Linked DNA regions of Mus musculus: region 1 is linked to region 2. Evidence: chromatin loops called from intact Hi-C (ENCODE). Cell type or tissue: heart. All regions are shown on one strand. Links, peaks and the distances in the headings refer to the core of each region. The heading gives the core; the rest is flanking DNA. Region 1 has its middle 60 kb from the start of Perp. Region 2 overlaps Gm32926 (predicted gene, 32926).

Region 1 (16,139 bases), core at 3,092-11,091, 140 kb after region 2:
GTATTATGAATTCAGCTTTCACCAGCTCAGGAGCTGACCCAGTAATACAGCTTTGTCCTAAGACTGGCTCTCAGGGAAAAGGACCCCTTCTTCCTTGACCTGCCATCAAAAGAGCACAATGGGCATGGAGGAGGGGTATTTCTCTGTAATTCCAGCACTCAGGAAACTGAGGCAGGAGGATTGCTGTAAGATGAAGGCCAGTGTGGGCTATATGGGGAGTTACAGTCTGTCTTGCTTCACAGTGAGTGAGAGCATGTTTCAAACTCAAGCAACAAGCAGGCTGACTTTATCAATCCCCATTATTATTGTTGCTGGGTTTTTCTCCCTGTTCCCTTTTGTCTAGCCTGCCTGTCTCACATATTAGAATGAGAATACTTTATTTTTCTAAAGCATTTCCCTCATCAAAAACAAAATAGTGTGACAACATCATTTTTACTCTGCTTTAAGCTTATTCAACCAACCACGTGGCTTTGATGATGATACAATGTTGTTTTGTATTGGGAGGAACACGATCAAGAGAGAAGCAGCAGCTACAGATGCGATTTGTGAATTAATGATGCAATTATGTAGCCTGCTGAGTAGGTATGATAATTACCATGTGATACATTATCGATGAGGCATTGTTAAACGTCAGCTAATTCTTTTTTTCTGTGCTTCCTATTTGATTAGAACAGCACATTACAGGTGGTCAGCTTGCAGAGGGTTTTGTTCAACTAGCAAACACAAATGTTATAAACTTTCTCAAAAGCAAGGGTGGACCATTCTTCACGTGGCATTCTGCCAAAGTCTGCAGACATCATGTCTTCAGTTCTTGCTGCTGCAAGTATGGTCCACTGATGTTAACAGCTGCATCAGCACAGGGAGCTTTTTAGTGCCACAGAAAGTCACAGCCCAATTGCATCAAGATCATCATTTAAATGAGATCCCTAGTGTCTTGATTCAGAATATATTCAAGAAGCATAAATCTAAAGACTGCTCCTCCTGAAGAGAAGCTGCCCTGAGGGTGGAGTATTCAAGGAGAAATAGGCCAAAGCCCTAGCTAGAATTTACGTGTCAGAAAATAAACAAACAAAAAGGGCATATTTGAAATGAGGGTTCCATACTCTCTCTTCTGAATATCTCAAGTGGGGCCAGTCCCACCTGCACTCTCCTGTCTTGTGTCTGAGAAGACTTCAGCTTGAATTCCACAGTCTGTGCGCACTGGCTTCTTCCTCCTTCCTCTTGGGACAGGGTCTGGCTACGTACCCCAGACTGGCATAGAATGGTAACCTTTCTATCTTAGCCTTTGAGTGTTTGGATTACAGTGATAAGCCTCCATCCCTATCCTAGTCCTGCTTGCTTCTTGACAGAGGAAGAAACGAAGACCAAGAAAGAGGTTTGGTGAGGCGTGAGGTGAAGGCTCAGACTCGTGAGGCTACATAAAGCATGGATTTGCTTCGTGCCCATGTTTTCTGGAAGCATCTGCACCTGGATGGATGCTCCTGGACTTTCAGTGAGATTTGTTCCTAGTAGAGTCAGGATATTCTGAGACGCATGGTACACACCCAGTCTTCTCAGCAGAGTGCGGGTTGCATCCCTGGTGATATGAGGCTGCCAGGGAGGGATAGCTTGCTGTCCTTACCCACAATCAGAAAGAGATCTTAACCATATTCCATTGGTTCAGGAAAAGGAACGGACTTCAAAAATTGAAGTGTGGTCCCTACTGATTTTATATGGCTTTCCAGTCAGTGTAGTATTGGAAAGCCATCAGCCAGAGCACTAATGTCAGAGCATGTGTAGATGGATTCAAATGATCAACTAAAAAAGTTTAAAGGTAAGAGGAACACCACAGGGTACTCTACCAACCCAGCCTCAGGCCTATTCAAAGACCTTTACAAAAACTGGCTTGTCACATCCACTTCCCACTGCTTGCCTTTACTGGTATTTTCAACAATATTCTCAAACTGCTGTTTGCCACTCACCCTGAGGCTGAGTGAGGGAACATGGGGGACTTTTGAAAACCTTCTGCTGCTTTCTTTCTTTTGAGCAGGACTTAGAACCGATAGTTTTCTATCTCAATGTCAAGCTTATGTATTATATAATTGTACAATGTGAGGGTTTTATGTAGCATTCATATTATTAATGTTAAGATATTAAACTAAGTAGAGAGAGTGAACAGTATCTTTCATAGATCCTTTTGTACGATTCCCCCTCAGTTTCATCCATTTTTCGCAATATACTAAAATAGGTCAAAAGAGAAGTGTTGTTGCTGTACGTGAACACACACTTCACCACAATTCTCATCGGCTGTGCATGATTCTCCAGGGCAAACTCTGCCTTCCCTAGGGCTCCACACTCCGAGCCTTAGATCTAAAGGAACCAATGCTTGGGTGTCTTCCCCAACACTTCAGAGTTAATCCCCCCATTCATTTCTGAACCAGTGCGAGCATGAGGCACAACTGTTCACGAGTTCTTAAGGCTCCATACCAGAGAGCAAATGCCTACTATGTAAAAGCAGCTGACTCCACACTTGCTGAAGACAGCACAAACCAGAAGTTTCTATAGGAAGGACAGCTCAGCTAATGAGGAGTCAGTCTGATTCACAGTTTTAAAAATGATCAACCCCACACCCTCTCCTCCAGCTGGTCAGCCCCAAATCATCCTCTAGGTGGATTCAATGAATTTAAGAACATACACAACATTAAAGATCACACTGTGAATTCTAAACACACAGGGCCTGATACAATATGCTTGATCAAATTTTTATATACAATATGCTTTCTGTATTGCACAATTTGTGAAAAGCTGTAATTTTTATGCTACATTCAAATGTACAATGAAAGTGATTCTTCAACAAAGAGATTTTGGGGCTGAAGAAATGGCTCAGCAATTAACAGTGCTTGTCACTCTTCTACAGGACCCAAATTAGGTTCCAAACACTCAACTGCCTGTACTTCCAGGGGATCCGATGCCCTTTTCTGATCTCTGTGGGCATCCACACCCACAGCACACACACACATAGGTATACACACACACACACACACACACACACACACACACACACACACACTAAAAATAAGATCTTGAAAATAAGTGATCTGAATTCCCTCCAAGGTCTAATTATATGACTTTTTGAAAAGATATAAACCACCTTAAAGTAGGTAATTTGGTTACTTGCGATTATATACAGAGAAATATGTTGTTTGATGTGAGAACAAAAGAAATGTAAATAATTTCATTAGTAAAGTTGACAAGCTACAAAAGAAGATGCCTGGAATTTAAAGGACTCACAATTTCCTAATTTAAGAGGGCACATGGGAATCCCATTAGTGGCCCACCGTTCGCTCACCCATGCATCTGCTGAGCGAGCGTTGAAAGTCCACGGCACAATGCGATGCATGATGGGATACGGAACTGTGTACACTGTGACAGGACATGAAGTTTGTGGCTCTTCCAGGAGAGTGGGCTCCTGAAAGCATTGAAAAATGAGAGAGAGAGAGAGAGAGAGAGAGAGAGAGAGAGAAAGAGAGAGAGGCCTGACTGCTTCAAAGGCATTTTAAATTAAATAATTCCATTAGATGTTTACATTTGTTAAGTGGCTTCTCTGCTGTGACCTCCAGTGTCTCAAGCCCTTTGGCACTTTGGCTGTCAGCCATTCAGCCCCTCTCTGTACTATTTGTAGGTTTATCAAGGGATTCTTTGCTCAGGATATAGCAAGAGGCGCAGGAGTCTGGGGAAATAAACATAGTAGGAACCTGGATCATAGCTTGGATTGACAGTAGCAGACTTGGGAAACTGTAGAACAGAATTACTGTTCATGATCACTTTTGTCAAAAGAGACAGATTATTATTGACTCTCTAGGAGGTAGTTTAAAAGATGATGGAAATAAAACCACGATCAACAAATTACTAATCATTTTTCTTTTTTTAAATTTTTTTATTAGATATTTTCTTCATTTACATTTCAAATGCTATCCCAAAAGTCCCCCATACCCTCCCCCCACCCTGATCCCCTACCCACCCACTTCCACTTCTTGGCCCTGGCATTCCCCTGTAGTGGGGCATATAAAGTTTGCTAGACCAATGGGCCTCCTTTCTCAATGATGGCCGACTAGGCCATCTTCTGCTACATATGCAGCTAGAGACACGAGCTCTGGGGGTACTGGTTAGTTCATATTGTTGTTCCACCTATAGGGTTGCAGACCCCTTCAGCTCTTGGGTACTTTCTCTAGCTCCTACATTGGGAGCCCTGTGTTCCATCCTATAGATGACTATGAGCATCCACTTCTGTATTTGCCAGGCACTGGCATAGCCTCACAAGAGACAGTTATATCTGGGTCCTTTCAGCAAAATCTTGCTGGTGTATGCAATAGTATCTGTGTTTGGTGGCTGATTATGGAATGGACCCCAAGGTGGGGCAGTCTCTGGATGGTCCATCCTTTCATCTTAGCTCTAAACTTTGTTTCTGCAACTCCTTCCATGCATATTTTATTCACTATTATAGGGAGGAATGAAGTATCCATGCGTTGGTGTTCCTTCTTGATTTTCTTGTGTTTTGGAAGTTGTATCTTGGGTATTCTAGGTTTCTGGGCTAATATCCACTTATCAGTGAGTGCATATCAAGTGACTTCTTTTGTGATTGGGTTACCTCACTCAGGATGATAGCCTCCAGATACATCCATTTGCCCAAGAATTTCATAAATTCATTGTTTTTAATAGCTGAGTAGTACTCCATTATGTAAATGTACCATATTTTCTGTATCCATTCCTCTGTTGAGGAACATCTGGGTTCTTTCCAGCTTCTGGCTATTATAAATAGGGCTGCTATGAACATAGTGGAGCATGTGTCCTTATTACCAGTTGAAACATCTTCTGGGTATATGCCCAAGAGAGGTATTGCTGGATCTATTGGTGGTACTATGTCCAGTTTTCTGAGGAACTGCCAGACTGATTTCCAGAGTGGTTGTACCAGCTTGCAATCCCACCAGCAATGGAGGAGTGTTCCTCTTTCTCCACATCTTTGCCAGCATCTGCTGTCACCTGAATTTTTGATCTTAGCCATTCTGACTGATGTGAGTTGGACTCTCAGGGTTGTTTTGATTTGCATTTCCCTGATGATTAAGGATGTAGAACATTTTTTTCAGGTGCTTCTCAGCCATTCGGTATTCCTCGGTTGAGAATTCTTTGATTATCTCTGTACCCCATTTTTAATGGGGTTACTTGAATTTCTGGAGTCCAGCTTCTTGAGCTCTTTGTATATATTGGATATTAGTCCCCTATCAGATTTAGGATTGGTAAAAATCCTTTCCCAATCTGTTGGTGGCCTTTTTGTCTTATTGACAGTGTCTTTTGCCTTACAGAAGCTTTGCAATTTTATGAGGTCCCATTTGTCAATTTTTGATCTTACAGCACAAGCCATTGCTGTTCTGTTTAGAAATTTTTCCCCTGTGCCCATATCTGAGGCTTTTCCCCACTTTCTCCTCTATAAGTTTCAGTGTCTCTGGTTTTATGTGGCATTCCTTGATTTAGCTTTGTACAAGGAGATAAGAATGGATCAATTCGCATTCTTCTACATGATAACTGCCACTTGTGCCAGCACCATTTGTTGAAAATGCTGTCTTTTTTCCACTGGATGGTTTTAGCTCCCTTGTCAAAGATCAAGTGACCATAGGTGTGTGGATTCATTTCTGGGTCTTCAATTCTATTCCATTGATCTACCTGTCTGTCGCTGTACCAGTACCATGCAGCTTTATTTATTTATTTATTTATTTATTTATTTTATCACAATTGCTCTGTAGTATAGCTTCAGCCATGGTGATTTCACCAGAGGTTCTTTTATTGTTGAGAATAGTTTTTGCTATCCTAGGTTTTTTATTATTCCAGATGAATTTGCAAATTGCCCTTTCTATGTCAGTGAAGAATTAAGCTGAAATTTTGAGGGGGATTGCATTGAATCTGTAGATTGCTTTCAGCAGGACAGCCATTTTGACTATATTAATCCTGCCAATCCATGAGCATGGGAGATCTTTCCATCTTCTGAGATCTTCTTCAATTTCTTTCTTCAGAGACTTGAAGTTCTTACCATACAGATCTTTCACTTCCTTAGTTAGAGTCACACCAAGGTATTTTATATTATTTGTGACTATCGTGAAGGGTGTTGTTTCCCTAATTTCTCTCTCAGCCTGTTTATCCTTTGTGTAGAGAAAGGCCATTGACTTGTTTGAGTTAATTTTATATCCAGCTACTTCATCAAAGCTGTTTATCAGGTTTAGGAGTTCTCTGGTGGAATTTTTAGGGTCACTTATATATACTATCATATCATCTGCAAAAAGTGATATTTTGACTTCTTCCTTTCCAATTTGTATCCCCTTGATCTCCTTTTGTTGTTGAATTGCTCTGGCTAGGACTTCAAGTACTATATTGAATAGGTAGGGAGAGAGTGGGCAGCCTTGTCTAGTCCCTGATTTTAGTGGGGTTGCTTCGAGTTTCTCTCCATTTAGTTTGATGTTTGCTACTGGTTTGCTGTAGATTGCTTTTATTATGTTTAGGTATGGGCCTTGAATTCCTGATCTTTCCCAGACTTTTTATCATGAATGGGTGTTGGATTTTGTCAAATGCTTTCTCCGCATCTAACGAGATGATCATGTGGTTTTTGCCTTTGAGTTTGTTTATATACTGGATTACGTTGATGGATTTCTGTATACTAAACCATCTCTGCATCCCTGGGATGAAGCCTACTTGGTCATGATGGATGATCGTTTTGATGTTCTTGGATTCGTTTTGCGAGGATTTTATTGAGTATTTTTGCATCGATATTCATAAGGTAAATTGGTCTGAAGTTCTCTTTCTTTGTTGGATCTTTGTGTGGTTTAGGTAACAGAGTAATTGTGGCTTCATAGAATGAATTGGGTAGAGTACCTTCTGTTTCTATTTTGTGGAATAATTTGAGGACAGGTGGAATTAGGCCCACTTTGAAGGTCTGATAGAACTCTGCACTAAACCCATCTGGTCCTGGGCTTTTTTTGGTTGGGAGACTATTGATGACTGCTTCTATTTCTTTAGGGGAGATGGGACTGTTAAGATTGTTAATCTGATCTTGGTTTAACTTTATTGCCTGGTATCTGTCTAGGAAGTTGTCCATTTCATCCAGGTTTTCCAGTTTTGTTGAGTATAGCCCTTTGTAGTAGGATCTGATGATGCTTTGGATTTCCTCAGGTTCTGTTGTTATGTCTTTTTTCAGTTTTGCTTTTGTTAATTAGTATACCCTCCCTGTGTCCTCTAGTTAGTCTGGCTAAGGGTTTATCTATCTTGTTGATTTTCTCAAAGAACCAGCTCCTGGTTTGGTTGATTCTTTGAATAGTTCTTTTTGTTTCCACTTGGTTGATTTCAGCCTTGAGTTTGATTATTTCCTGCCATCTACTCCTCTTGGGTAAATTTGTTTCCTTTAGTTCTAGAGCTTCTAGGTGTGCTGTCAGGCTGCTAGTGTACGACAGCACATCATTTTTCTTTATCACAGCTCATTTTGGAAAAACTTGCTTTGGCCCCTGCCATCCTCTGTCGCCACCTGGTGGCACATTGGTGTACTATCACCTGGGAGGGCAGACATGGAAAACTAAAAGGCATGGACAACTTTGTATTTTATTTGTTCATCAAATCAGTTTGCAATGTGATTGACGTTACTTCTTATGCCAAAAACTGCTATGAAGATACGTGTAAATGTAACGTGGGCGGGGACTGTGAATGTCTATGTACCAGTGTGATGGCATGTGCTTACAAACACTGTCAGGAAGTGGTGGCCTATTCACTGGAGGTCACTCAATGTTGTGGTGGGCACCTTGCACAGGACATCATCAAGTTCGCAGCTTTTAAGAAGATCCAAATTAATTGTCATTTTCTTGTGGAGCAATGCCGTGAAACTCATGGAAACATAATTAGTCTCAGTTGTTTAAATTTTATAGTCTTTTGACAATCACAAATTATTATATATCAAAAAGAAAAAATATATTGTTTTTTATTATGTTTCTCTGCTGTTCCCAAAGGTATTTAAAATATAAATATAAATTACATACCATCCTCAATCAATCAATCAATCAATCAACCAATCAATAAATAAACACAGAAGGGAAATTGTAGAGACAGTTGACTGCCTTCACAGTCCCCCATTCCTCAAAAAATTGGAGCAATTGTCTTCAGCCTTCTGGCCCAGAACATCTGATAGACCTTAAGTGAAACAGGAATAATCATGAAGGATTAGTTTATTCTGTCTTGGCAGAACTAAGTTGTCAACCATCCTGCATCTTATGTCCTTGCATGGACAGTAAATTTTCGTCTGTAGATGAATTAGGGCATCTTCTGCCGCGTGGCTGCCCTGTCACAAAAGCAAACTTCTGGAGGTAGTGATGCCCAATATCCTCTCCAAACCGTGAAGGGGGTGCTGTCAGGGGCAACATGTCTCTAGACAAATGATTATTAATAATGAGATGTCTTACCTGCCACATTCTGTGGACTTCTGACACTTTTGAAGATTATCTGTCTATGCAAAGTATATCTGAACTGTTGCCGTTAAACTCTCAGCTATTTCTAATGTAAATATCTCAAAAACACCCTTTTATTATTAACTCAGAACCATGAGTATTTTATCTGGCCCTAAATTCATATTCTTGAAAGTCTTATAGGAACAATGTCTTTCTAAGAGTAACAATACTAATCTCAATTTTTGTATCAATATAAGAAATTCATACCAATGAAAACCTTAATTTTGTTTCAAAATTAATTTTGTACCAAAGTAAGAAATTATAACTTTCAACTTTGTATCAATTATAGAGATTTCTACCAATGTAAGATTATGACTGTAGTCAATTCTACCTATTTCCTCCCTGTTCAAATTATGACCATTCCTAAATTTCCCTAGAATTACCTTTAGAATAACCATTTCCAGACCCCCAAACCCAGGATATTGGGCTAACAACTCTCCGTGCTTCTTCCTGCTGAACAGGGGCAATGAAGTATCTTTAAAGGGAAGGGAAGGGAAAGGTAGGGAAAATAGGAGATTTGGTTAGGCCTTAAGAAAGCTAAGACAAAGCGACTAAGTACTAGCATTGGTGGTGTCTTCCTAGCCAGATGCATAGCCAGAGACCAAGACCGCGTGTTTCTCCTAGCCAAAGCCTTTCCCGCAAATGCCCACTTTGCCTCTCCAGACCTCCGCTATCACTTTCTCGGTCCCCATGACAAGCTGCAGGCGCTCTCTTGCCAGCCCCTCACTTCGCTGCGGTTACCTCTCCCTTGGAGCTCGGTCCTTTGCCCAATCTTCCCGTTCCAAAGCCTGGCTGAATTCTGCCCTGGCTATGTTCTCTCTCTCTGGCCCACCTGAGTTGCCATGAATGAAAAACACTGCACAATCTTAGTTTAAAATCAATAGATGACACAAATTTTGGGTATGGAATCTATTGTCCTAAACTCATCAACTTTTCTTACGTTGGAAGTCTTTGAGGGCAGAAGCTGCCACCAAGCCTAACAGTTCCTGGGCTACATCTTGCTTCCTCTCCCGGCCCACATCCTGTTCCTTCCTACTGAGTCCGGAAGGTCTGCCGCCTCCTTTTCGCCCAGCGATTGGCTTCTTGTTGTCTTTATTAGCCAATCGATTAATTAGGGGAAAGTTACGCTACAGCCAACAATTGTTATTTATTCTCTGATGCCTAAAGTTCTGACTGGATCCATCTGAAAGGTTGAGTGAGGCCACATGACCTGGAATCCATGACACGGGGAGTCCAAGCAGGTCAGTTCAGCATGTCTGAGTTCAGCATGAATCTCACCAAAGCTGTATATTTTGCAATATACAAATCTCAAAACAATTTAAGTACCATCAAGACATCTGTATGAATTGTGTACTGACTACTTAAGAAAGACTTTTTGTTCGTTGTTTAAGCATGTGAAAGACAGTCTTTTCATGAGCCAATTTTAATAATAACCAATTATAAGTCTTCATTCATGCCATGTGAAGAATGGCACAAAGAATCTTTACCTTTCCTGTTTGGTTCTCTTGAATTTTTCTAGTTCTTCAGGGCGTCTCCCTCTGTCATATCTGATCTATGTAACTCTCGGCCTTTTCTATAAACACAAACATAAAGTCTTTCTCCTAAATTAGCATATCCTTTAGCCAGTAACCAGGAAAGCTTTTAGCTTGACCCCTTTCCCAGAGGAATAATAAAATAACCACAAAACTCAAAATCATACCCATTTTGATAATTAAAATAATTAAAAACAAATGAAGTAAACTAAACAAATACTGTATGAGCCTATTCTTAGACCCTTTCTTAGACTTTTCCTAATCTGTCATGCCAGGATATTTAACCCCAAATTCCTGTGGAACCCATGGAATTCGTGTTCCAAAAATATGAGTTATCCTGTAAGACTTCCCCCACCCACTTCCATACAATTTCCCTGTATCTTTTTTTTTTTTTTTTGGAGGCTGCAGCCTTTTTGCCTACAGGAGTAGTCTCATTGCCTCTGGGCCCAAACTCTTTGTATTAGTTCTGAACCACGGGAAGAATTCTTTACACGGCTCAAGCAAAATCTATATTCTCTTCTAACTTTAAAAACGATTAACCCAAACCTAGAATTCTATCCTATGATTACTTGCTTGTGGAAATCAGGCAGCTTTTAATGTTTGGCTCTCTGCCTCAGAGCAGCCATCTTGACTCTTTTCACAGCAGGGGACCTCAGAGTCTGTGATCGGAGTCTGCCCTTGTGTTTCTCTGTTTAAGCTCTGGAGTCATGTGACTGCTCCACTGGCTGAAAAACCACCTCTCCCTTCCTTCCAGACCTGTTTTATTGTGTTTGAATCAATCCGAGAACCCTAAATTATTAGTGGATTTTTGCCCTAGGTTGGGTGCCATCTGTCAAGCGTAAATTTAAAAACCATGCTTGTTTCACTCACCTGTATTCTGAAGAGTGGCTCCTGTTCTTGTGCTGGAAACAGCCAGCTCACCTAGCTCCTCCCATGGCTGGCTTGCTAAGCTGCCCATGCCCATGTCCTTCCTGAGAATGCCTGGAGCTACTGCTTGTGTTCCACCACCCACCGAGCCTCCCAGCCACCCACCTGCCTTCCAAGGTGGTTGGCTCCACAGATTGCCAATGACCACCCTGCGGAATCATAGTGGATAGAAAACATCAGACAATCTTAATATTTAAAAATCAGCCATGAGCCAGCGGCCTCCTTATTCCCAATGGTCAACTATGGATTTTTATGCCCAATTGAAAGCTATCCCTCCTCTTAGAAAGACTTCCTTTCTGACAGTATTACTTGTACGGATTTGATTGCGACTTGGTTGGATTAAGAAATGCATGTCATATTAATGGGACACACCTTTGCATGAACCTGCAAGAGTGTTTCCAGCAAAGTTTAACTGAAGGGGATGACCCTCACTGAAAGTGTGTGTAGCACCACGTGATGGGTTGGGACCTTAGACAGAAGAAACAGGGAGAAAAAGAATAAAACCAGCTTATTACCAGAATTCCTCACTCTGTGTTTCCTGGTTGCTGCCACAACTAAACAGTTCCTGTCACTGTGTTCCTCTGAACTGGGAGCCAAATCAATTGTTTTTTTTTTTTTTTTTTTCTTGTTGCTTTTTGTCAGGAATTTAGTTAATGTGCTGTAAGAAGCAATTAATTCAATGCATAAAGTTCATAACATTTTTCAACCAAATGAATTTGCTTTCTGGAATAAGCATCGGGCCTCAAATTCATCAAATAAGGAAAATTTGGGATTGTTGCCAGTACAGATGCATTCTGCTTCAAACTTTAAAATGTAGATCAGCTGTCATCTTGGCAAAAAGGTGAACTAACAAATGCCTGGAACAACACAGTAATATCTAGAGACCTTTCCATGTTACTGAATATTCATGCAAGGCATTCATTCTACCCAATAGGAAGTGGCAAGGAAGAAAGAGAGAAAAAAGATAGATAGCCTTTGGTGGTGGCTCACATCTTTCATCCTAGCACTCAGAAGGCAGAGCAGGAAGATCCATGAGTTAGTGGCCAGCCTCATCTACAGAGCGAGTTCCAGAACAGCTAGGGTTACACAGAGAAACCCTATCTCAAAAAGGGGGAGGGGTGGAAGATGAGAGAATGAAAACAAGGTAAACTGTGAAAAAGGTGGGGGCTTTTCAGGAAGGAACTGCTTAGAACAGACGAGACTTCTCAAGATACAGGGAAAGGGTGTTCTGTGCCTTCTGTGCCAAGTCAAGGATCCAACCCAAAAACTGGATGGATGGCTGCTCTCCTGTGGACAGTCTCTCCCAGCTCAGAACCTAGCTCCATGAGTACATAGTCCATTCCCTTCTCTTTCTCTCCCTTCTCCTTTCCTTTGCTCTCTTCTTCCTTCCTTTCTTTTCTTCATCTGGGTATTGAGGAAGATGGGCAGAGTGGACAGAGGGGGAACAGATACAGAGGTGGACAGAGCCTCGTGTCCAGGCAGGTCGGCTATGTAGGCGGGTTACGGGGTTTCTATAATAGAAATGATGGGTTCTGCTTTTGTTTCCAGGATCACTGTCTACCATGTTGAGATTACATGGGGTTGAAGGGGAATGGGGCTGCCAAGCATGAGGGACACCTGCCAGGGAGTCACAAAGATGCTCTTGATTGATTAAGACATTTTAGTCTAGACTTTCAGTGTTTTTTCAAGTAAGACCCTAACTTTCTGTTTTCAAAGAAGTTCCCAGATGTTGACAGCTCTTTTCTTGGCTCTGATGCTCTCCCTACTGATCACAAGCAGAATTGCAAGGCAGATAGATTCTCTCCATACTTGTGACTGAATTTTGAGGTTTGGTTGCATCAAACCATGAGGCTCTGAGAAAGAGGGAAGCAAAGAAAGAAACTTGAATAAATTGCCATTTCTTGTTTGGGAGGCAGTAATTAGTGTCATGCTACGCTCTCTGGTCGAGTCAACTGGACAAGCCGAGAGGCTTAAAAGTCACTCATGAGGCAAAAGAGTTTCAAGGAAGCTCTCCTCCTGGAGTCTAGCGTTCCCTACCCATACAGTGATTTTTCATTCCCGCATTCCATTCCCGCATTAGTCTAGTGTATGGATCCACGTGCTCTCTTTCAATATTTTCCTATCATAAGTGCCTTTTAAGATTGAATCCTGACATAGCTAAAGCCGTCTGCCAGTGTTCCAACAGTCCTAGTTCGTCCTTAGCAAGACCTTGGGCTTGGAATTCAGTACTGCCCCTGGTATTACACTATCTCTTTGAGTAAAAGTTAGGTCACTGCCCTTCACAGGAATTTACCATCACTAAGGAAGAAAGAAGTTTCTGACCGTAGGAGAAACCAGAATAGATATTTAGAATTATAGCTGAGTTACACCTATATACAGGAATTTACAATGGTTTAGGAAGTAGATCCTGCTGTGGTTTTAGAGTATTGCATTATTCATGAGATGTTTAGCTAGAACGGAACTCCCTAGTTAGCACCATGACTTGGGTGTGAAAGCCCTTGCCCTAGGAGTGAAAAGTTCTCACACCTGGCTTCTAAGACTATAGCTGACCTTAGATAGGGCTGACTCTGTCTCAGTTATTTTATTGCCCAGTTCCTGCCAGTCTTTGCGTTTTCATTCCTCTGTTCTGTGTAAGAGTCATTAAGCATCCAGTTACCTCATTTGTACCTTGTGGGTATGTCACCCAACTACCTTGTTGTCTTCTGCATAAAAAGTCTGATGTTTGATTTGAAAAATTACATTCAGATTCCACACAAACTCTCCTGTGTGTGTGTCTGTCTGTCATTCATCCACACTTTGCCCACCCGCGTCGAGAGACCCCGTTCCACGCAGACACTGGGACCCAGAAGGTCTGCGGCAGTGTCATCCATTGGATTTTCCTGTAGAATTAATTTTGCATCTGGTTATGGGTGTTAGTTGTAGTAAGACTCCAGGGACCAGAAGAGAAGCAGGTATTAAACTCAAATCACATTGTTGCACCAAGAGCTCAGACACACAGGATTGTCCGGCCACCTCTGTGCCCACCTTCACCAGACCCACAGCACGAAGAACTTTCAGGTTAGATTGCTTCCCTTCTTCCCCCCACCCCCATCCCCACATCCTAAATTCTCTGCCTGCTCAGTCCTCTGGGGAAAGCCCAGCTTACTCCCCTTCCCCCAGATCCATTATCTGGCCACCAGGAACACTCAGGTTAGATCCCCCTGCCTGACAAGTCCCAAGGCACATCCAGCTGCACTGAGCTTTGTGCTGTCCCCCCAGCTCCATTGTGCAGCCACTGCTCTGCTTGTCTTCAAGCCTGTAGCACAGGGAACATCCAGGTTAGACCCACCTCACCCCCAATCCCCTGTCTGCCTCGTCCCCTGGGGCATACCCACCTGCTCTGAGACATGTAGTACAAGGCTGCCCTCTAGAGGCTTGTTCTCCAGGAACATACCGGTTAGGCCTGCCTTCCTGCTACAACAGGAACATGGACAACCAGATGGCTAAAGGCCAGTAGAACACAATCAACAAAATCTAGGGTAATATGGCACCCCCAGAGCACATCTCTCCTACTACAGTGAATCCTAGATATTTTAACACAACCAAAGCACAAGAAAATGACTTTAAATCCAATCTTATAAAGATGATAGAAGCCTTTTACCAGGAACTGAATACATTTCTTAAAGAAATACAGGAAAGTACAACCAAACAGGTGGAGGCCTTGGAAGAGGAAACCAATAAATCTCTTAATGAAATACAGGAAAATACAATTAAACAGGTGAAGGAAATTAATAAACCTGTTTAAGACCTGAAAATGGAAATAGAAACAATAGAGAAAACACAAACTGAGAGAATTCCGGAGATGGAAAACCTAGGAAAGAGAACAGGAACAACAGGCACAAGCATCACCAACATAATAATAATAATAATAATAATAATAATAATAATAACAATAATAATAATTTTTTAAAAGATAGAAGAAAGTATCTCGGGCATGGAAGATATGGTAGAATAAATTGATACATCAGTCAAAGAAAATGTTAAGTCTAAAAATTCCCAATATAAAACATTCAGGAAATTGGGGATACTATGGAAAGACCTAACCTAAGAATAATAGAAATAGAAGAAGGAATAGATTCCCTGCTCCGAAGATCAGAAAATATTTTCAACAAAATCATAGAAGAAAATTTACACAACCTATAAAAAGAGATGCCTATAAACCTATACGATGCTTATAGAACATCAATTAGATTAGACCAGAAAAGCAAATTCTCTCACCACATAAAAAAATCAAAATACAAAATCTACAGAACAAAGAAATAATATTAAAAAGCTGCAAGGGGAAAAGGCAGAGCTATCAGAATTACATCTGACTTCTCAACAGAGACTCTAAAAACCAGAAGATCCTGGAAAGATGTCTTGTAGTCTCTAAGAAACCCCAGATGCCAACCTAGACTTCTATATCCAGCAAAACTCTCAATCAGCATAGATGGAGAAAACAAGATGTTATAAGCCAAAACCAAATTTAAACAATATCTATCTACAAATCCAGCCCTACAGAAAATATTAAAAGAAAAACTCCTACCCAAGTAGGTTAACTATACCCAAGAAAACACAGGAAAAAAGAATTTCATACTACCAAAAACAAAATAAGGGAAACACACACACACACACACACACACACACACACACACGAACACCACCAACATCAAAATAACAGACATTAACAATCATTGGTCATTATATCAATATCAATGGACTCAATTCCCTAATAAATGACATAGCCTAAAAGAATGGATGTGAAAATAGAATCCAGCATTCTGCCACAAGTAACACAACTCAGCAACAATTATAGATATTACCTCAGGGTAAAAGGCTGAAATTTTTTTTTTCTAAGCAAACAGACCCAAGAAGCAATCTGGAGAAGCCATTCTAATATCTAATAAAACAGACTTTCTCTAGCTGCATATGTATCCGAAGATGGCCTAGTCAGCCATCACTGGGAAGAGAGGCCCCTTGGTCTTGCAAACTTTATATGCCCCAGTACAGGGGAAAGCCAGGGCCAAGAAGTGGGAAGTGGGTGGGTGGGGGAGTTGGGGGGAGGGTCTGGGGGACTTTTGGGATAGCATTTGAAATGTAAATGAAGAAAATACCTAATTAAAAAATAAATTTAAAAAAGTTAAGCATA
Region 2 (16,139 bases), core at 4,770-12,769:
GGATCAATTCACATTCTTCTACATGATAACCACCAGTTGTGCCAGCACCATTTGTTGAAAATGCTGTCTTTTTTCCACTGGATGGTTTTAGCTCCCTGGTCGAAGATCAAGTGACCATAGGTGTGTGGGTTCATTTCTGGGTCTTCAATTCTATTCCATTGATCTACCTGCCTGTCGCTGTACCAGTATCATGCAGTTTTTATCACAATTGATCTGTAGTACAGCTTAATTTCAGGCATGGTGATTCCACCAGAGGTTCTTTTATTGTTGAGAATAGTTTTTGCTATCCTAGGTTTATTATTATTCCAGATGAATTTGCAAATTGCCCTTTCTATGTCAGTGAAGAATTGAGCTGGAAATTTGATGGGGATTGCATTGAATCTGTAGATTGCTTTCAGCAGGACAGCCATTTTGAATATATTAATCCTGCCAATCCATGAGCATGGGAGATCTTTCCATCTTCTGAGATCTTCTTTAATTTCTTTCTTCAGAGACCAAAGTTCTTATTAATATAGATCTTTCACTTCCTTAGTTAGAGTCACACCAAGGTATTTTATATTATTTGTGACTCTTGTGAAGGGTGCTGTTTCCCTAATTTCTTTCTCAGTCCGTTTATCCTTTGTGTAGAGAAAGGCCATTGATATGTTTGAGTTAATTTTATATCCAGCTACTTCAGTGAAGCTGTTTATCAGGTTTAGGAGTTCTCTGGTGGAATTTTTAGGGTCACTTATATATACTATCATATCCTCTGCAAATAGTGATATTTTGACTTCTTCCTTTCCAATTTGTATCCCCTTGATCTCCTTTTGTTGTCGAATTGCTCTGGCTAGGACTTCAAGTACTATATTAAATAGGTAGGGAGAAAGGTAGAAAGCCTTTTCTAGTCCCTGATTTTAGTGGGATTGCTTCCAGCTTCTCACCATTTAGTTTGATGTTGGCTAGTGGTTTGCTGTAGATTGCTTTTATCATGTTTAGGTATGGGCCTTGAATTCCTGATCTTTCCCAGACTTTTATCATGAATGGGTGTTGGATTTTGTCAAATGCTTTCTCCGCATCTAATGAGATGATCATGTGGTTTTTGTCTTTGAGTTTGTTTATATAATGGATTACGTTGATGGATTTCTGTATATTAAACCATCCCTGCATCCCTGGAGTAAAACCTACTTGGTCAGGATGGATGATTGTTTTAATGTGTTCTTGGATTCGGTTAGCGAGAATTTTCTTGAGTATTTTTGCATCGATATTCATAAGGGAAATTGGTCTGAAGTTCTCTATCTTTGTTGGATCTTTCTGTGGTTTAGGTATCAGAGTAATTGTGGCTTCATAGAATGAGTTGGGTAGAGTACTTTCTACTTCTATTTTGTGAAATAGTTTGTCCAGAACTGGAATTAGATCTTCTTTGAAGGTCTGATAGAACTCTGCACTAAACCCATCTGGTCCTGGGCTTTTTTTGGTTGGGAGACCATTAATGACTGCTTCTATTTCTTTAGGGGATATGGGACTGTTTAGATTGTTAACTTGATCCTGGTTTAACTTTGGTACCTAGTATCTGTCCAGAAATTTGTCCATTTCGTCCAGGTTTTCCAGTTTTGTTGAGTATAGCCTTTTGTAGAAGGATCTGATGGTGTTTTGGATTTCTTCAGGATCTGTTGTTATCTCTCCCTTTTCATTTCTGATTTTGTTAATTAGGATTTTGTCCCTGTGCCCTCTAGTGAGTCTAGCTAAGGGTTTATCATCTTGTTGATTTTCTCAAAGAACCAACTCCTCGTTTGGTTAATTCTTTGAATAGTTCTTGTTTCCACTTGGTTGATTTCACCCCTGAGTTTGATTATTTCCTGCCGCCTACTCCTCTTGGGTGAATTTGCTTCCTTTTTTTCTAGAGCTTTTAGATGTGTTGTCAAGCTGCTAGTATGTGCTCTCTCCCGTTTCTTCTTGGAGGCACTCAGAGCTATGAGTTTCCCTCTTAGAAATGCTTTCAATGTGTCCCATAGGTTTGGGTATGTTGTGGCTTCATTTTCATTAAACTCTAAAAGTCTTTAATTTCTTTCTTTATTCCTTCCTTGACCAAGGTATCATTGAGAAGAGTGTTGTTCAGTTTCCATGTGAATGTTGGCTTTCCATTATTTATGTTGTTATTGAAGATCAGCCTTAGGCCATGGTGGTCTGATAGGATGCATGGGACAATTTCAATATTTTTGTATCTGTCGAGACCTGTTTTGTGACCAATTATATGGTCAATTTTGGAGAAGGTACTATGAGGTGCTGAGAAGAAGGTATATCCTTTTGTTTTAGGATAAAATGTTCTGTAGATATCTGTTAAGTCCATTTGTTTCATCACTTCTGTTAGTTTCACTGTGTCCCTGTTTAGTTTCTGTTTCCACGATCTGTCCATTGATGAAAGTGGTGTGTTGAAGTCTCCCACTATTATTGTGTGAGGTGCAATATGTGCTTTGAGATTTACTAAAGTTTCTTTAATGAATGTGGCTGCCCTTGCATTTGGAGCATAGATATTCAGAATTGAGAGTTCCTCTTGGAGGATTTTACCTTTGATGAGTATGAAGTGTCCCTCCTTGTCTTTTTTATAACTTTGGGTTGGAAGTCGATTTTATTCGATATTAGAATGGCTACTCCAGCTTGTTTCTTCAGACCATTTGCTTGGAAAATTGTTTTCCAGCCTTTCACTCTGAGGTAGTGTCTGTCTTTTTCCCTGAGATGGGTTTCCTGTAAGCAGCAGAATGTTGGGTCCTGTTTGTGTAGCCAGTCTGTTAGTCTATGTCTTTTTATTGGGGAATTGAGTCCATTGATATTAAGAGATATTAAGGAAAAGTATTTGTTGCTTTCTATTATTTTTGTTGTTAGAGTTGGCATTCTGTTCTTGTGGCTGTCTTCCTTTTGGTTTGTTGAGGGATTACTTTCTTGCTTTTTCTAGGGTGTGGTTTCCGTCCTTGTATTGTTTTTTTCTGTTATTATCCTTTGAAGGGCTGGATTCCTGGAAAGATAACGTGTGAATTTGGTTTTGTCATGGAATACTTTGGTTTCTCCATCTATGGTAATTGAGAGTTTGGCCGGGTATAGTAGCCTGGGCTGGCATTTGTGTTCTCTTAGTGTCTGTATAACATCTGTCCAGGCTCTTCTGGCTTTCATAGTCTCTGGTGAAAAGTCTGGTGTAATTCTGATAGGCCTGCCTTTATATGTTACTTGACCTTTTCCCCTTACTTCTTTTACTATTCTATCTTTATTTAGTGAATTTGTTGTTCTGATTATTATGTGTCAGGAGGAATTTGTTTTCTGGTCCAGTCTATTTGGAGTTCTGTAGGCCTCTTGTATGATCATGGGCATCTCTTTCTTTAGGTTTGGGAAGTTTTCTTCTATAATTTTGTTGAAGATATTTGCTGGCCCTTTAAGTTGAAAATCTTCATTCTCATCTACTCCTATTATCCGTAGGTTTGGTTTTCTCATTGTGTCCTGGATTTCCTGGATGTTTTGAGTTAGGGTCATTTTGCATTTTGTATTTTCTTTGATTGTTGTGCCGATATTTTCTATGGAATCTTCTGCACCTGAGATTCTCTCTTCCATCTCTTGTATTCTGTTGCTGATGCTTGCATCTATGGTTCCAGATTTCTTTCCTAGGTTTTCTATCTCCAGCGTTGCCTCACTTTGGGTTTTCTTTATAGTGTGTACTTCTCTTTTTAGGTCTTGGATGGTTTTATTCAATTCCATCACCTGTTTGGTCGTGTTTTCTTGCAATACTTTAAGGGATTTTTGTGCTTCCTCTTTAAGGTCTTCTACCTGTTTAGCAGTGTTCTCCTGTATTTCTTTAAGTGAGTTATTAAAGTCCTTCTTGGTGTCCTCTACCATCATCATGAGATATGCTTTTAAATCTGGGTCTAGTTTTTCGGGTGTGTTACGGTGCCTAGGACTAGGTGGGGTGGGAGTGCTACGTTCTGATGATGATGAGTGGTCTTGGTTTCTGTTAGTAAGATTCTTACATTTGCCATTCGCCATCTGGTAATCTCTGGAGTTAGTTGTTGTAGTTGTCTCTGGTTAGATCTTGTTCCTCAGGTGTTTATGTTAGCTTCTATCAGCAGACCTGGGAGACTAGCTCTCTCCTGAGTTTCATTGTTCAGAGTACTCTCTGCAGGTAGGCTCTCCTCTTGCAGAGAAGGTGCCCAGATATCTGGTGTTCGAACCTGCCTCCTGGCAGAAGTTGTGATCCACTCACTGAGGTTTTAAGATCCCATGGATGGTCCTGTGTATACCTTACAGGTGTCCACAGACTCCACACCCAAGGTACCCCTGTGCTGGCGTGGACTAGAAGGGACTTGTGCCCCTGATCAGACTGGGTTTTCTGCTTCCCTAATTAATTAATTAATTAATTAATTAATTCAGTCTCAGGTCCCGCGAGATTGGAGCAGCAGCTGTGTTCCACTCACCAGAGGTCTTAAGATCCCGTGGCCGGTCTTGTGGGTAGCTTGCGGGTGTCAGCTGACTCCGCGCCCTAGGTACCCCGGTGCTGGCAGGACCAGAAGGGACTTGTGCTGAGGTTTTGCTCATAGAAGCTAAAAAGGTTTTGTTTGTGTTGTTGTTGTTTTGTTGTTGTTGTTGTTTTGTGTGTGTGAAAGACATCTGTAATTGAAAGAATGTTCTTTTTATAGAACCAAAATATATCTCTATATTGTTGAACTTTTTTTTATTACCTGTCACATTATGAATGTCAGAATAATGTCTGGAGCATTAAAGGGACATAAATAAAGACTTAATGAAATATGTGTCCTCTGAGATGATTATAAAGCTCTCAAAAGACTTACTTTATGATCCAATGAAACCCTTAACTCCGTGCATTTTTTCTTACCCATTGGGATTTCTAGAGCAAAGTATAATCAGTTATTCATGCACATGTTTTCTAGTAATTAATACCCTCTTCCTTCTCCTTCCTTTTTCTTTCTTCCTCTTCTTCCTCTTCCTCTTCTTCCTCTTCTTCTTCTTCCTCTTCCTCCTCCTCCTTCCTCCTCCTCCTCCTCCTTCTTCGAGACAGGGTTTCCCTGTAGTAATGCCCTTCTTAAAAGGCCTCTAGAAATGGGTTGATAAGTAAAAAGACTGATGCTATACCCTTTTTAAATTTAATAATACTTAAACTGTACTATCTTTTAAAAGAATCATGCAATATTCTGAGCCCATCGCAGCAGGAGGCCAAGGCAGGAAGACTGAAAGATGGAGACCAGCCTAGGCTATATAGGAAAACTCTGTATCAAAAACAGGAACAAAAATTAAGAGGCTGAACAGATGGCTCAGTGGTTAAGAGCACTGGGCCATTCTTCTAGAGGACATAGATCTAATTCCCTGTACTCACAGGGCAGTTCACAACCATCTGGAACTCTAGTTCCAGGAGATCTGACACCCACTTCTGGCCTTTGTAAATACCTGCCATATAAGTGGTCCCTGGACATACACACAGTCAAAACAACCTTACACACACACACACACACACACACACTCACACACACACACAATGTATATATTTAATTTAAAAACTCATTTATAAGTCTTCTGCATAGAAATTATTCTCAAGTAGAATCTTCCTCATGGTACCTGATTAAAAATCTTAATGAGACCAGACATAGTGGCAAACACCTTTAATCTTAGCACTCAGAAGGCAGAGGCAGGCATATCTCTGTGTGTTTGAGACCAGCCTGGTTTATATAGTGAGTTTCAGAACAGAGACCATATCTCTAAAACAAACAAACAAACAAAAACAAAACAACCCAAAACAAATAAACAAAATAAACAAAACTCTAAAGAAATCAAAACAGTTTAAAAAGCTATATGGAGGTAGGATTTACATATAATACAATTAACAAATTTAATTGTGCTATAAGTTTGGGTGAGTATATACTGAGGGTCCTTCACATTCAGTGTGTTCCATCTGAATAAATGTACCATAAGTTGAAGCTGTAGTAAGATGAAAATACATTAATTACACCTAGCCAGCCAAACACCTTCACTGAGCGGTATAGGACACTACAGTGTCACTTGTGTTCCCAGTAACTGGGGTTCATTGAGAATTACATCTGTCTACTGAGATGCAGTATTGAGAGAACTGCATCTGTCTCCTGTGATTGAGAGGACAGCACTCCATGTGCTCAGGAAAAGCGTAAACACAAATATGGTTTGTACTACCGTAAATTGCTCTTGTACCCTAATAAGGTGAGAACAGTTGTAAGTTGAACCTCGGTGAATCGGTGAGTCAGTTAAATACCCATTCAATTTAGTAGCCATGGCTATATTCAAAATACAGAGTGGATCCATGGCCAAGACTTGTCTTTATGCTGACAAACAGCAGAACCCTCTCCTTATCAGATAATCTGATTACTGTAGATCTTTAAAACTTCTTGAACTGAGGTAGTAAGTTTGTCCTTTGAGTCTCACATAGCCCAGGCTGGTCTCAAACTTACTCTACAACTCACAATGACCTTCAACTTCAGGTCCTTCTGTCTTCAAGTTCCAAATATAGATAGCAGATGTGTTGCCACATTCAGATAGGATTGTCAATGTTGATTTAAAAGTTACACAGAGATTTTATTTTGGGTTGTTTTGAATTTGTAGAGAAGTTTTTGGAAAATTACATGAATACTATTGAGTCTCTGGTCCATATGAACGGAATTTTCACTTAGCAATATTTTATGGCTTTTTCTGTACCTAGGGTTGCTTATAACTCTGACCCGTCTAGCAGGTCCAGTTAATTCGAGCGTCTCAAGGGGACCTTCTCCTAAGAACCAAATGGGGGGTAGAGAGAGACAAGGGCCTTGTGTGAATAACGACATGGAAACGTTCTGAGTTGCATCAAAGCCCCAATGTATTAGCCAGGTCCAAGGTTTAAATGCACAAGCAAAAGGGGAAGTGCCTTTCAGCAGGAAGGATGGGGCAGTAGAATTGCACAAGGAAAAGGGGAAGTACAGGTACTTATCAGCGGGAGGGGTGGGGCAATAGAATTGCACTTTCTTTAGGCAGTTACATGGGGAAGCAGGAACTTGGCGGTATCAGGGTGTGGTCAGGACATCCGCGATGACTTAGGGCTGGAACATTCTGTGGTTGTTCTCGGAACAGTGTGTCATGGCCCGCTTTTGACCCCCTTTTCTTCTTGGGGTAGAGGCCCAATTCAGAGATCAGGACAATTGTGTTATCTTTTTTTTTTTTTTTTTAAAGATTTATTTATTTATTTATTATATGTAAGTACACTGTAGCTGTCCTCAGACACTCCAGAAGAGGGCGTCAGATCTCGTTACGGATGGTTGTGAGCCACCATGTGGTTGCTGGGATTTGAACTTCGGACCTTTGGAAGAGCAGTCGGGTGCTCTTACCCACTGAGCCATCTCACCAGCCCCCCCAATTGTGTTATCTTAATGGCTCCCAACATAACTCAATACAGTCATATGTACTTCACCTTTTTGATACTACTGTAAATAATATTCTCCCTCTCCGTCTCTCCCCCTCCCTCTCTTTCCCTCCCTCCCCTCCCCCTCCCTTGCCCTCTCTCTCTCCCCCTCCCTGTCCTTGTCCCTCTCCCTCCCCCCCCTCTTTCATTTTGGCAAGGCTGGACAGTCCTGAGCTGGGGTTACAGGCATACCTGGACATTGTCTGTTTACATGGGTGTTAGAGATTCAAGCTCACCTCCCCATTCTTGCACAGCAAGTGTCCTTATCTACATCTCTCCAGGACACTTATATTATTTATCTTTCATTTCCAATTACATGATGTTAGTATATAAAAATTCACTTGATTTTATAGGTTGCTTTTGTAACCTACAACTATATACCATTCATTTATTAATTTCAGTGAGGTTTTATAATATATTTCTTACAGGTTGCTTTAATTTTGTGTGTGTGTGCGTGTGTGTGTGTGTGTGTGTGTGTGTGTGTCTGTCTGTCTGTCTGTCTGTCTGTCTGTCTGTCTTTTGCCTACATGTATTATCTGTGCACTACATGTGTGCAGTTCCCAAGATGGCCAGGAGAGGGCAGCAGATACCCTGGGATGGGCGTTAAAGATGTCTCTTCACCAGCACTGGGATATTGGAAATCAAACCCTGGTCTTCTAGACAGCCAGCACCCTTAACCACTGAACTCTCTCTCCAGCCCCAGGTTTTGGAAATATACATGTTTATGCCATCCACAGTGAGGATTACAATTTACTGCTTCCTTTCTATTTGTGTGCTGTTTGTTTACTAGTCAAAATTGAACTAGCTACAGTACAGTACTAAAAGTGAATTGATGACTTTGATTTTCTCTTCACTGTAGAAAGAAGAGATGTAGAGTTTGTTTTTTGGACTTTTGTGGGGTTTTTGTTTGTTTGTTTTTTTAAGCCATCAGATATGATGATAGTGAGAAGAGTTTTTTTGTAGAGAGCCTTGATCAGGTTGAGGGACTTTCCCTCTCTCTTTAGTATTCTATTTTCCTAACAGATAGATAGCATTGTACATTTTCTGACGTGCTTCATGGAGCTATTGAAATGATCGTGTTTATTTTTGTGGCCTTAATATGGGGAATTACATTGACTTTTCAAGTGTTGAACTAATCCTCCACTCAAGATATAAGTCCTATGTGGATCATGGCATTTTGTTATCCTTTGAATAACATTGATAATATCTTAAGAACTTTCATGTCTCGATACACACGTGGCAGTGACCTACAGTTTTATGCCATGCTTTCTTTATTTGGATTTGGTATCAGGGTAGTGGCGCCTTTATAAAACACATGAATAACTGTTCCTCTCTCTTTTCTAGAAAAGCTGGTGTAGAGTTGACATTGCGCTGCTGTCAGATATTTAGTTGCAATAGTTCTTTTCTTTCAGTAAGTATTTTTAATTATAGATATAATTTTGTTTTTTTGTTTTATTTTTGTTTTTTGACGCAGAGTTTCTTGGTATAGCCTTGATCATCCTGGAACCCATTCAGTATACCAGGCTGACCTCAAACTCAGAAATCCCAAATGATAGGATTAAAGACGTGCACTACGCCACCAAGGTAAGTACAGTAGTGTTCAGCTTGTTTCTTGTTTTTCATGGTTACTTTATTGAGATATGATTTATATAGTAGAAAATTCCATTTAAAATGGAAAATCTTCATTTTTAGTTTCTGAACACAGTTTTGGAATCATCACTGCAATTAGTCTGGTAATATTTCTATCACTTCAACAAGAAACTTATTTTCAAGGAGAGTTTCCCATATGCTTTCATACTCACCCTGAGTCCTCCACATACCCATCTTGCTAGTCGGACTTTGTGGACTTGCCATTTTAGGAAACCAATGTATAGGTATCATAAAATATATGACATTTTGTGACTGAGTTCTTTCACTCAGCACAATGAGTTCAAGACTTATTCTGTAGCATGTATGAGCATTCTTTTTTTTTTTTTAACAGAAAATAAGCATTTTAAGAGTATACCAGACTTTACTAAACCTTATCAGTTAATGGAACTCTAGACTGTTTTTAACTTGTACTATTTCTGGTAATATTGCTTTAAATCTTTAGTAATCTGTTTGTTTGTTTGTTTGTTTGTTTGTTTTGCCTGCAAACATGTTTTCCTTTCTCGAGTATAAATTTAGATGGAGTTTGGGTCAAATGGTTACTCTTTGTTGAATGCTTTGAAGGGCTACCTAGATATTTTCCCCAGTGGCTGTACCAGCTCACATCCTGCCTGTTACTGTAGGAGGGAGCCAGATTCTCCAGATAGCATTAATTGCCAATGTTCTCTGGTTTTGTAATTATGACAGAGTGACATCTTATTGAAATTCTGATCTGCATTTTTTAAATGACAAAAGTTATCTAAAATTTCTCCCCTGGACTCTTGGCTATTTGTATAAGTTCCCTAGAGAAATATCTATACAGAGCCTTAGTCAGTTTTTAATATTTGGTGTTATTTATTTTAAGTCATAAGAATATAGATCCTGCATAGAAGTTACTCATCAACTATTTGAACTGAAACTATTTTTTCTTGTGTTTAGGCCCTCTCCTTTCATATTCTTCCTGGTTAGAATTGATTTGGGTCATAAATACACGTTTTAAATTTTCTCTTTGTCATTACACCCAGTAAATTTCAAACTGAGAGTTTTTTATTAGACATGATGTTGAATAAATTCTGTCACTTAATATATGTTCTGAGTTTTATGTGATCCACACATATCTTTATATGATTTATTGAATAAATATACACAAAGCAGAGTTTTGTGCATGGCATAAATGTTTCTCCAGACTAATGTCAGACAATGATGAACTAAAAGCTCAGACACTGTTAATAACGGTTCTAGCTTTGTGAATTATCTTTCTCTTCCTCCAAAGAGCCACTTATGTCAGCTCTATTTATGTGATGGAACTGGAGCGGACATGGAGGCTTGGGAGAGACAGAGGTTGTGCTGAACAAAAGACTTTCCTGTTAGAATTGGGTACACCACTCATTCCTTGATATCTAGCTAAGAGCTTTATGCCTGTGGTGAATCCCAAACATTTAACATAGCATGCAAATATAATTGGTCTGCTCTTCATCTTACTCTTGGGCTGCTAACCTGTAAGCTTTGATTTATCAAAACCTTTATTTAGGGTTCTTAAACACTTCAACCAGCCTTCTAGACACTGACTAAACATAGGGGAAAAGGGGTAGTAGGGAATAGGAGTTCTGGACATGTTTGGAAGTAGTTCCTTGAAGCAATTCCACTCTTTGTTGTCAGGATACCAGCAGTCCAGTTCAACAGCAAACACCAAACATGAATCAGTAGTGGCTGCTCAATCCAGAGAAACAGCAAGGCTCAGAGGAATCAGCACAAGTCAGCAGAGGTGGCTAGAATGAGCCAGCGTACCACAGGAAGTTCTTTGGTGCATTTCTCTCTACTAAGTGCAGACCAGTGAAGTGTTACACAGTATAACAATACAAGAGAGTCCTCTCACTATTGGGGGGGAGGTGGTCCATTTATATTCTTCCTAAACATCATGTGCCCCCTTAAGTAGCTGTTTTCAGGAAAACATCACATGCCATCTCAGAAGACAGCTTCCAGAAAAACGCCACGAGACACAACTGAGTGTTCAAGAAACCGGAAATTTCCACTTCACTTACCTTTCTATCTTGTCTCATTCACACTATTGTCCTTCCTGTCCTTTGTGGCATTTCACACACAAATATTTGCAACACCTTTCCTATCTGAGAATAAATTTCCATTCCCAAAGAAGTCTTACCTCACCAATGTACATCATGCTCGCACATTGTTCTCTTAGTTCTCTTGTACCTTCTCTTCCTGGTAAACAAGAACTTCCTTTCACTATATTTGTCTCCTACTGGCCACATGAGTTTTGAGGCAATGCTTACACTTATTCTTTGTGATAGTTTGACTCTGAACTGGAGTCCTCTTTTGGGGAGGTGTGAATACTTTAGGAGGTCTGGCTTTTGAAAGTAACTCCTCAACAGGGGTGGGCCTTTGAAGGTTTTGACTTCACCTCTCCATCTGGGCCCATTTTCTTCTTTCTGGACCACTACCCTATGAACAATCCCTAGTGTCCCAAAGGCTGTTGAATCATGCCTTCCCTGCCAATGAAAGGCTGTTGTAAACCCCATTTGTCTCCATTTAAGGACAAGGCCTGATTTAAAACAGAAAGCCATTATGCCTCAGCTCCAGGAATAGACCATATGTACCAGGAAACCAGCTCTAGGAACAGACCATAAGTCCCAGAAACTAAGGCATAAGGTACCAGCTCCAGAACAAGGTCAAAAAAAAAAAATCCTCCCCCAAAACCAGCCTGGGGATAACCACAAGAATAGGACAATATCTTATCTATGTTGGGTAGCCCTATCTTATCCTGAGGTTAAACATGACAGGAATGCAGACCACTGACCACCTGCCACAAGCCAATCAGAAGCCAACCCTTAGGGTCCCCTAGCACCCACCTAGCACCTGGAAGTTTAGATTACCTAATCCTTCTAGAAAATTCCCCTAGTTTCCTTTAAGAAGGCCTGAATGACTTTGTCTAGGGTCATCATTTCAAAGTTGGTTGGCCACCACATGCTGGTTGTTTCTACAGAATAAATGTTCTTTGCATACTATCTGAGTCTGGGGTCTTCCTTCAGTTATTTTCAGACCTTTACATCACCATGGATTGAAATTTCTGAACCTGTGAACTAAAAGAAACTCTTCCTTAACTTGTTTCTGTTGTACTTTGGTCAGGGAAATGCAAGAGTAACTAATACCCTTTCTCTATTGCTCTGCTGGCTGAGCTGAACTTGACGGGAAGTGAAGCAGCAGCTTGGTAAACACTGTTTGGATGAATGAAAGAATGAATAAGTTGTAAGAGAGGAAAGTCGTGCATTCTCATTTCCTTTTATTACCATGAAAGAAAGGGATTCCACTACCCTCTCCAACAGGAGAAATAGGTGGAATGTGCTCAGTTTCTGTAAAAGTAACTTTTATTTGCCAGATGTAATTGCCGTGTTGGAGGCTTACTTCTGAATAAGCTCGCCTTAACTAATTCCTTCTGAACTCTGGCTGGCTGGTTCAACTCAACTGTTCTGGCTCAAAGTCCTTTCCAAGATGGCTGCTTCAATCTGGAGTCTCTCAGCTTCTCACTAAATTGCTCTGCTTGGTCTTAAACAAGCTCTGGCGATTTGTTCTAATCTTCTGGCTCCTAATTATGCTCTGGCTTCAGCTGCCTCTGCTGACCTGCACTGCAATGCATGAACTCACAAAGGAACTCAGTTCCACTGCTCTGTCCTCACTGCACTGACTCCCTACCGACTGCCTCATCTCAACTGTACTGAACTCGACTGGCTGAACAGAGCAGACCCACTCTCTCCCGGAGCAGAGCTTACATGGCTTCTCCTGCCTGTGCTGTTCTCATGAGAATTGGGTGAATCCTATCTCAGACTCATTCTGTCAGAGTTTCCCCTGATTTCTTACTTTGTCTGTCTTTCAATGAGACATCACTCTCAAACATGGCTGCTTCCTTCTACAAGCTACTTTTACCTTAAAGATATGTACTAAGGGCATGTCTGTATTTCAGATAGAGGGATTAAAGGTGTGTGGCATGTCTTTACTCTAGCTGGATCACTCAGACCTAGGTCTCTGGCTATGATCCCTTGCCAGAGCAGCCATGTTGCTAGTTTAAAATACCCACACATTTTCCTCTAATCCCTTCCTTCTCCACACAGCAAAATAATGACTTAAATGGTTGCTACATTTAGGAAAAGCATCTGTTCAGACTCAACACTCTGAGTGTCTATTTTTTTTGGCATCTGCCCTTCTACTGAGCACGTATTTTCCTCCCATCCATGTATTCTAGACTTGTAGGCCCTTAGGTGATCAATCTGGGTCCAAACACTGTAGCACACGTGAGCTTCCTTCCCTGATCAACCTTTATTTTGTTCCCCATCTGGAGCTTCATTTGTTTTCGGTTGCTATGACAAAATACCAAGACAGGAATTCATTTTGAAAATTATTTTGCCCCATAGTTCTCAGTTCTAGGCAACAGGGATGTTTGGCCATGGTATCAGAAAAGTCTTCTCTGTTACAGACACATGGCGGCTTCCCAGGATAACCTTTTTCTAGTGGAAACGCTGTAGGTTCTCAGGGATGGAAGAACCATCATTTTCCCAGGAAAGGTCCTTCTCAATACAAGAACTGCGTAGAGTTCTTGGTGCAGACTCACCCACCCAAGCTGATTATAAGCGCACGATCTGCTTTGCCTATAAAACATGCTGTTGTCCTGGCATACCACTTAAACAATACATTTTATTCCTCCCCTTGCCCCAGGCCCCTACCATCACCACATGCACTGTAGAAACTATTCTGGAGGCATGGAGCTCAGATACCTAAACTTTAGTAAGAATTCAAGGATTTAGGGGAACAAGCAAAGAGTAGAGTTGGCACAGACTCTGCTGTGCTAGTGTGTGACTTCCCAGGCAAGCCAATGATTTATCCAAAAATAGAGGATGCTTCTCTGCTGAAGCAGGAATGGCATTAACGTAACTGAGACTGTGGCTTTAGTTATATTTCAAGTCCATTGTCTGCAGTCTGGCCCATTCATGACTATTCTGATAATACATTGTCTCTCAGAACATGAACTTGCAAAAGGGAAATACAGTTGACACCTGTCTTAGCTAGAGTTTCACTGCTGTGAGCGGATACCATGACCAAGGCAACTCTTATAAGGACAGCATATAATTGAGGCTGGCTTACAGGTTCAGAGGTTCAGTCCAGTATCATCGAGGTGGGAGCATGGCAGCATCCAGGCAGGCATGGCACAGGAGTTGCTGAGAGTTCTGTATTTTCATCTCAAGCCTGCTAGCACAATACTGGCTTCCAGGCAGCCCGGATGAGGGTCTTAAGCCCACACACACAGTTATACTTACTCCAATAGGGTCATACCTTCTAATAGTGCCACTCCCTGGGCCAAACATATACAAACCATCACATTCAACTCCCTGGCCCACATACACTTGTTCAAATATAAGAGTCTATGGGGACCATACCTAAACATAGCATAGTGCAAAATACATTTAGTTCAACTTCAAAAGTCCCCATAGTTTATAGCAGTTAAAATATTTAATAAAATATATACATATAAAATATATATAATAAATGAAAATATATTGTTAAAAATCCAGAGTTTAAAGTCTCTTCTGACATTCATCCAATCACTTAATTGTAATCCTCAAAGCAAGACAGGAAACCAGATGGGCAAACTCCAAACTCTGCATCTCCAAGTCTGATGTCAAAGCAGTCTTCAGATCTCTAGCTCTTTTTTCATCTTTGTTGACTGCAACAAACTTTCTCCTGGGCTGGTTCCACTCCCTGTTAGCAACTTTCCTCAGCAGATAGCCTATAGCTCTGGCATCTTGAACAACTTTGGGTCTCCAAGGCAACTTCAATGTTACAGCTTCTTGTTTTGATGTCTGCAATCCACACATGATTTTCTGGGCTTGTCTAAAATCTCTGCCCTCTGTAGCACTCTAAGCTCAGGTTGATTCATTCCATTGACACTGTTGTTATTGGTGATCATCCCATGGTACTGGCATCTCCAACACTCTGGGGTCTTCCACTACAACTAGGCTTCACCAATAGCCTCTTATAGGCTCTCTTCACAGTGCCAAGCTTCAAATCCTTTGCATGACCCCTTCAGTCCTGGGCCATTAACTGCAACCGAGGCTGCACCTTCACCAATGGCTTTCCATGGCCTCTCATAATACCAAGCCTCAGCTGTTCTTCATGACCCCTTCATGCCTTCAAAACCAGTACCACCTGGGTGACTCTTATGTATTACCAAGTACAGCTGCAGCACAAGGGACATCCTTGGCCATCTCTGGAACACAGCTTCTTTGTGCTCTCAGAAAACACTTCCAAGATTTCACCTCAATGATACTGGTCTCTTCTTGATCACCATTAACTTCTTATCTTCAGCTACCCAGCATCAATTGTTCCAATAGTCTCCTTCTCCTCTTGACCTTAAAGCCAGAGACACATGGCTGAAGCTGCTGAGTTCTGCTGCTTGAAGAAGCTGGAACGTGGCCCCTTGTTCTAGTACATTGTCACTGGCTTCCGATTTTTCAACTCCTTTACTGCCTAAACTTGGCTGTCCTGGATCTTGCTCTGTAGATTGACCTTGAACTCGAGGATCTGCATGCCTGTCTCCTGGGATTAAAGGTGTGTACCACCATGCCTGGATCTAAGCTTAGCTGGGTAGGGTCTTGGCCTAAATCCCACTCCATTTGTCATCTCATCGAACACAGGATTCAGCTCCATTTCACCTCCTGGAGCCCCTTTAATACTGGAACCATACATTTTATAAATTTCCTTTTCCAGCTTGCTATGCTTGTTTAAAATGCTCTTCATGAGACCTAACCAGAGGAAAACGTCTATGATAGGTATTTCTGAGACTTCCTTTGTCAATGCAATTAATCTGAGTCTCTTTACCTTAGTCTCAGGTAGACTCTTCAGACAAGGTCAAAACCAGCCACATTCTTCACCAAAATACCACAAAAACAGTCTCTAGGCCACATACTGAAATTCTTCTCTTCTGAAACCTCTTGGCCCAGATCTGTACAATTCAAATTGCTCTCAGCAACAAAGTCTTCCATATTTCTACTAGGATAGCCCATTAAGCCCCATT

The links. A loop is a pair of places that touch in the nucleus more often than their neighbours do. Peaks named below come from ENCODE experiments on the same cell type or tissue, not always from the same donor. Only the 100,000 strongest peaks of a DNase experiment are listed, where the experiment ranks them.
Region 1: a loop joins it to region 2, with 7 times the contacts of the local background. A loop is called at or near these places in 25 of 42 quality-filtered maps.

Annotation. Positions count from the first base shown.
Region 1 is chr10:18,896,761-18,912,899 of GRCm38, forward strand. No RefSeq gene overlaps it. Among named protein-coding and RNA genes, the nearest start is that of Perp, 60 kb to the left of the region's middle. In heart, for the core only: a CTCF peak has its summit at 7,539 (motif pointing left); no DNase peak of the experiment used is centred there.
Region 2 is chr10:18,752,435-18,768,573 of GRCm38, forward strand. Gm32926 (predicted gene, 32926) reads left to right here. Exons shown (of 5, transcript NR_152783.1): 2 at 8,907-9,016. Among named protein-coding and RNA genes, the nearest start is that of Arfgef3, 17 kb to the left of the region's middle. In heart, for the core only: a CTCF peak has its summit at 8,032 (motif pointing right); no DNase peak of the experiment used is centred there.